Regions from separate parts of the Homo sapiens genome. Here region 1 is linked to region 2. Evidence: chromatin loops called from intact Hi-C (ENCODE). Cell type or tissue: heart right ventricle. All regions are shown on one strand. Links, peaks and the distances in the headings refer to the core of each region. The heading gives the core; the rest is flanking DNA. Region 1 overlaps FGF14 (fibroblast growth factor 14). Region 2 overlaps FGF14 (fibroblast growth factor 14).

Region 1 (2,932 bases), core at 338-2,837, 70 kb after region 2:
AATTCAAATTAGATGACCTGAGTATTTTATTGACTACTTCTAAACCTATGGATCTTCAAAAAAATCAATTTCATATTAGACTCTAGTTTACACTGCACAAAAATTAAATTAACTTTTTAAAAAATTAGGATAAACTTAGAATGGATGACTTCATTTGTCTGATTTAAATCTCCATTAACTTCTTTCTTTAAATCTGAGCTTGACTGGAGCTGTCATTTTTTCAAAAATTTACTCATCTTAGTTCAAAACTTCTTAGTTGGGTTAACAACGTTTGTCATGGCTTTTAAAACTTAAAGCTTAAATGTTAAATGTAATAAATATAAAAAAAATTAATACCCATAATATAATATCAAACTTTTTCTTGACAAATTTTCTATTATTTTAATTTTAACTCAAAAATCTTTAAAGGAAACAGATTATGTTTGAAATTATACTTCTCAATAATTGCACTGAAATACAGTTTATTTCCTAGGTAACAATTCCCTAAAAGTTTTTCATTACATCATAATGTGTTTATAACTTCTTGTTAGAAAAGGTGTCAGACCATATTATGAAAAAATGTCTGGCACATAAAAGCAGTGATAATAAAACAGTTAAAAATGTAAGCTAATGAGTCATACTAACTATGCTCCAATCTTATCTTTTCTATCTACCACCTGAGTGACTTTGGGCAGATTCTTAAACTCTCTGTATATCAGTGTCCTTATTTTAATAATATTTGCTTATAAAAGGTTATTGGGATAATTAAATGAGCTAATACAGGTAAAGTGCTTAGAACAGTGCTAGACAGAGTGGATTGTACAAATATCATCACTATTGTTATTGTATAGATATAGCTATTATTTTATAGGATAATAATTGCTATATTGTGCTCTATATTACTATTTTAGTAGGCTCTCAGTAACAAATTATGGAATAAATACTTGCAGATAATTATTTGTACTGAAATATTTGAAGTTCAAATTTTTTTACATTGAAATAAACAGAGCAGTTTAATTAGGAGGTACTGATATAGATTCATAATCGCTTTTGGTTTTTATCCAAGTCCTCTTTCCAAAGATGGCTAAGACATACAGTGGCCTGGCCTAGGCACAGGAGATCCCTTAGGGTAGGGGCTGAGTGAACTGTGTCTCTTACCAGACTTTGGGTTCAGAACAAAGAGTCAAGGATGGGAAGAGGAGAACACCAACATCTGTAAGTCAGAGAATAAAGCCACCAAAGGGGAGGCCTGGAAGCCAAGCAACTGGAGAATCAGAAGGAAGAAGGGAGAGGAGAGAACAACGTACCCAGTAACAAGCCTTAAATTGTTCCCGGGACTCACCCTGGGCAAATGCTATTGCACGCAGTGACCCTCATGAGATCTGATTTCTGCATGCGGAAACCATATTTAAAATGCAGGGGACTGGACTTGGCAGTTAACACATTTCTTGTTTCTATTCCTACTGCTTAGCCTGCACCAAGCATAATCAATACTTTTATTTTAGGCTAAGACACATACTCAAAATGATATACCCTACCTTTAAAAAAGAATGGCATACATTTACAACCACATGACAAAAAATAAATAAATAAAAAGCAACTCTCTCAGCAGCACAAAGATAAAACAAATATTTCAATTTCCCTGTCATCAACATATGTATCAGAGTACAGCAATGTGATACAATTACTAACAGAAAGATAGAACTAGAAGCTACAGTAGACACTGCATCTAATGATGTTTAGGCCCCTAAAATATTACTTGGGAAGAAGATAAAGAAACAAAAATAACAGAGCAAGTTCCAAATCAAAAAGATTGAGCTGTATCTGAAAATAAAGCATCTCTAGAAAGTAATCCTTTTCGTATTTAATTTTTTCTAAAGGGAGCATAGGGAATTCTAGCTTGATCCTGCTGGCAACATGCTGCATATTCGTCTTGTGCGAGAGAACACAATTTGCATAATGTGGGACCCAGTTCTCTGTGTGGGAACACCCTTCAGGGAACTCAGAATAAGAAGAGCCAGCACTTTTGAGCTCAGCATGAAGGGAATCCACAGCGCAGACTTCATTTCCCTGTGACAGGATTTCCCAAATTGACTGAAGAAAATAGATTACATTTTCTGGGAGGCCCCCTGGAGAATGTTTCTGTTTAAGACACACACACACACACACACACACACACACACACACACACACACACGCGCACACACACAATATGTGTATATTTATCTATAGTTTTGTTGGTGGTGATATTTAACAATGACAGAGTTTCAACGAATTTACATGAGGATGACATGTAAGAGCATATTTTAATGCATTTAAGACTTTATCAATTTTTGCTCAAGGGATAATAGAAAAAAGCACCTTTAAGTCTTTACTGCTTAAACCTGTGGCAGAAATAAATTCTAACTACATTATATGCATGAATACAGCATATCTGAGTGCAAATCGGTTGTAAATAGAAAATATTTCAGAAGAGGTCATATGGCTAGAAAAGTGCTCAGCTTCCAATAAATATTACCACAAAACACAGAGGCTTGCAAGAAATACACATTTCAATATTATAAGTAGTTATTTTTTCAGTAAAATATCCACACAATTTGAATTCTTACTTTAGAAAATACTCTCCTTTTACTTTTCTCTTTTTTTAGAATTCATATTGTTTCTTTTAAAAACATTATAAGAAACTCTCTAAGATAAGTGCATTTCTAACTAGAAATACAAAAGATTAGATTCACGTGTATACTAGGTTATTTTTTAAAATATGGCAAAAGCACTATTTAAGACATAGTATTACACTTCCTTTAGATAAACTCATATTACTAAACACTGGTGAATAATAAACAGCTTCTAAGCATTCTCGCAAAGATCAAATACTAAGGCAAAAACTGGCAGAAACAACAGACATAGAACTTTCTTTTTGTTGTTGCTGCCATTGTTATTTTACATGCATTGA
Region 2 (2,932 bases), core at 169-2,668:
GATCCTGCCTCCCCTGACCCTTTATATCTTGGTGCTCACCTTCCATACTGTTCTGTGTCTACTCTGCTATAATGTTGAGCCTGAGCATGCACTGGGGGGTCCTTATGCCCCCATATTTTGTTTTTGTGGCCTCTTACCATCAGTTATGGGATAAATTATATTCCCCCCAAATTCATATATTGAAGTCCATACCCCTACCACTTCAGAGTACAACTGTATTTGAAGACAGGGTCTTAAAGGGGCAATTAAAGACAAATACGATCATGAAGATAGGCCCTAATCCAATAGTATTGGTATCCTTATAAAAAGAGGAGATTTGTACATAGGCATTCAGAGAGGAATGACTATGAAAAGACACAAGAGATGACAGCCAGCTATGAGTGAAGGAGAGAGGCCTCAGAAGAAACAATCCTGCCGGCACCTTGATTTCAGAATTCCAGCCTCCAAAACTGTGAAAAAAATACATTTCTGTGCTTTAAGCCCCCCGGTTGGTAGTACATTGTTACGGCAGCCCTAGCAGACAAAAATATCCTGATTGCTGTCCCCTCCTGCAAGGTCATTCAAGCTATTGCTCTACTTTCTATGTCCAGATTAATCAGGGCCTCCTTGGCCAAATATTTCCAAATCCTGACCTCCACGGGATAACTATCTTCTCTGTGGTGCAGGGCTTGGGGCTGGAATTACAAAAGCCAGACCCAGCACCCAACTCCACTGCCTATCAGCTTGGGAAATATTCTCGCAAGTCTTCTTTTTCTCATATTTAAAATTAGAATTATAATACCCACCTTACAACATGAGACAGTGTGTGTGCAAACACAGTTGTTGTTTCTTTGTAAACTTACTGAATGCATTTTTCTTGAATTACAACATATTCTATGCTACATCACTTTTAATTGTTTATGCTTCTGGTTTTTCCTTCTAGGTAGCAGGATGCTGGAGTATACGGGTTAAGTTTATTTATCTTTATAGACAGGGTGGCTAGGACAGCTCTTGCCCTATGGTTCCTCAAAGAGTACTTTCTGGACACAAAATGAAATGACCAATTAATTTGTCACATGTAATTGTGCGTCCTTTATAAAGGTGTGTTTGTTGGTGACTGGAATGACGCACATAAACAGGGGTCAATTTTCTCATAAAATATCTACAGTATATAAATGGTAGGGTTGGGCATGAGGGAGGAGCCACAGTAGAAGTTAACAGAACAAATATTTATTGGAAGGTGATTAGTCGACAGAGAGCGCATCATATTAGCAGGCTGACCAAGCTTTGATTTCAGCCTTTGCTTTCCAGTGTTAGGTACTGGCTTTGAGAGTTGCACTCCATTTGTTCATTATGAAAATGTATTATCTGACCAAAGAAAATGAAGATTTGCAACCTTAGGCACTAACTAAAGAGAATGTCATGAATTGATGTGTGTGTGTGTGTGTGTGTGTGTGTGTGTGTGTGTGTGTGTGTGTTCAACCTCAGTAGAAACAGAGATGGTTAGAGTCAATAAGAAAATGTTAGCTTGGAAATTAGGAACCTTCAAAAAACCAAATAATCATTTGTTCAATAATCATTGTCTTGAAGTTGTTTCAAAAAGCAGTCTTTTGTTCAAAGACATAAAGACAACAACAAAGAATTTGGAAAACTCATGATATTTATCAGTAAATGGTAAGATTTGAAAGTTACGAAAGTACTTGCTAACGTTACTCGCTGTTCTTCGATAAGCTGTAGTTTAAAATGTCTTCCCTTTTATATCCTTTCAGTACTTTTAAATGACTCTGTTTTTTTGTATTTGATCTTAAGGAACTTTGCATTCTAATAAAAGAAAAAAGCTGACTTGAATCGCTATGTTTTTCTATCAAAAGAAAACAACAAATCCTGGTCTCAACATGTCTCACAGTTTTCCCTGGAGTAAGCATAAAAACAAAACATATTAGGAGCATGTAGTGAGCAATTTAATTCCATAGAGATGTTTCCTGTCCTGTAAGTAAAACCAACAAGGAAGGAGGTAAGAATTTGTTTTCTAATTAATGATGTGTGTCCTAGAAAACTGGCTGGGTCTTTATCTCAGCCTCTGAGCTGAAAACTATCTTAACGATGAAGTAGTTTGAGATTAAAATAGCTCAATTATGTTGATCATAAACAGGTGTCCTTATTGACATTTTAACTCATGACAGTTCATCTAGAAAGTAATAGATGAGAAAAAAATATCTAAACTGAATAGCACTCTTCCACATCTCAGATCTCTAACTGGTCTTTTGGTGGGTGGGGTTGGGGGGCATGTGGTCAACATTGAATATGCACATAGGTTAATGAAGAATCTTGCTATGAATAGGCTAATACAATTTTAAAATTGTGTACATCTTGCGAGTTGCCATTTTAAGGGCTGTGTGGAATCATGGGTTGCATTTGCCTGTGTCTAAGGGAAGGCTGTTTAGATATGTGCTTATTTAAGTCACTGAAATGTAGGATTAAGGAAGTGAAATGTGTATTTGTGAGTGTTTGTGTGTATACACTAAACTTATGACTGTGCAGGCTGGCGTAAGCAGTGAGAAAGTCAGCTTCATCAACGACCTTGGCATGACATTTGCAAAATTCTGAGCTAACTGCAGTTTTAAAGTGTTGTTTCCTAAAACTATACAGTATTCTGCTACTCGGCAGATGTATAAATAATTAGAGCATTAATCATTTCTCAATGAGTTAATCTAAGGTAAAGATTGCCTCATACATATACGGTAAACACAAAATAACTATTTGCTGCATACGAATGACTTCCAGCGAATTTTTTATGCAACATGAGTGTACACAATTGTTCAACATCTACTCAAGTCTCAGCATAATTTGGCTTTTTCTTTACCTGAAGTCCATTTGGGAATGGGAGGTTGGAGACTTTTTTTCTCCCTGTCTGATCTTTCTTATTTCAAATTCATGCTGTTCTCTCTGATAC

The links. A loop is a pair of places that touch in the nucleus more often than their neighbours do. Peaks named below come from ENCODE experiments on the same cell type or tissue, not always from the same donor. Only the 100,000 strongest peaks of a DNase experiment are listed, where the experiment ranks them.
Region 1: it touches region 2 in a loop (4-fold over the local background); 4 of 110 quality-filtered maps call a loop at or near these places.

What each region holds. Positions count from the first base shown.
Region 1 is chr13:101,865,760-101,868,691 of GRCh38, forward strand. The region is part of intron 3 of FGF14 (fibroblast growth factor 14); the gene reads right to left. Among named protein-coding and RNA genes, the nearest start is that of FGF14, 50 kb to the right of the region's middle. In heart right ventricle, for the core only: no CTCF peak of the experiment used is centred there; no DNase peak of the experiment used is centred there; H3K4me3 peaks cover 1,172 bases; H3K27ac peaks cover 2,430 bases.
Region 2 is chr13:101,796,326-101,799,257 of GRCh38, forward strand. The region is part of intron 3 of FGF14 (fibroblast growth factor 14); the gene reads right to left. Among named protein-coding and RNA genes, the nearest start is that of FGF14, 120 kb to the right of the region's middle. In heart right ventricle, for the core only: no CTCF peak of the experiment used is centred there; no DNase peak of the experiment used is centred there; H3K27ac peaks cover 400 bases.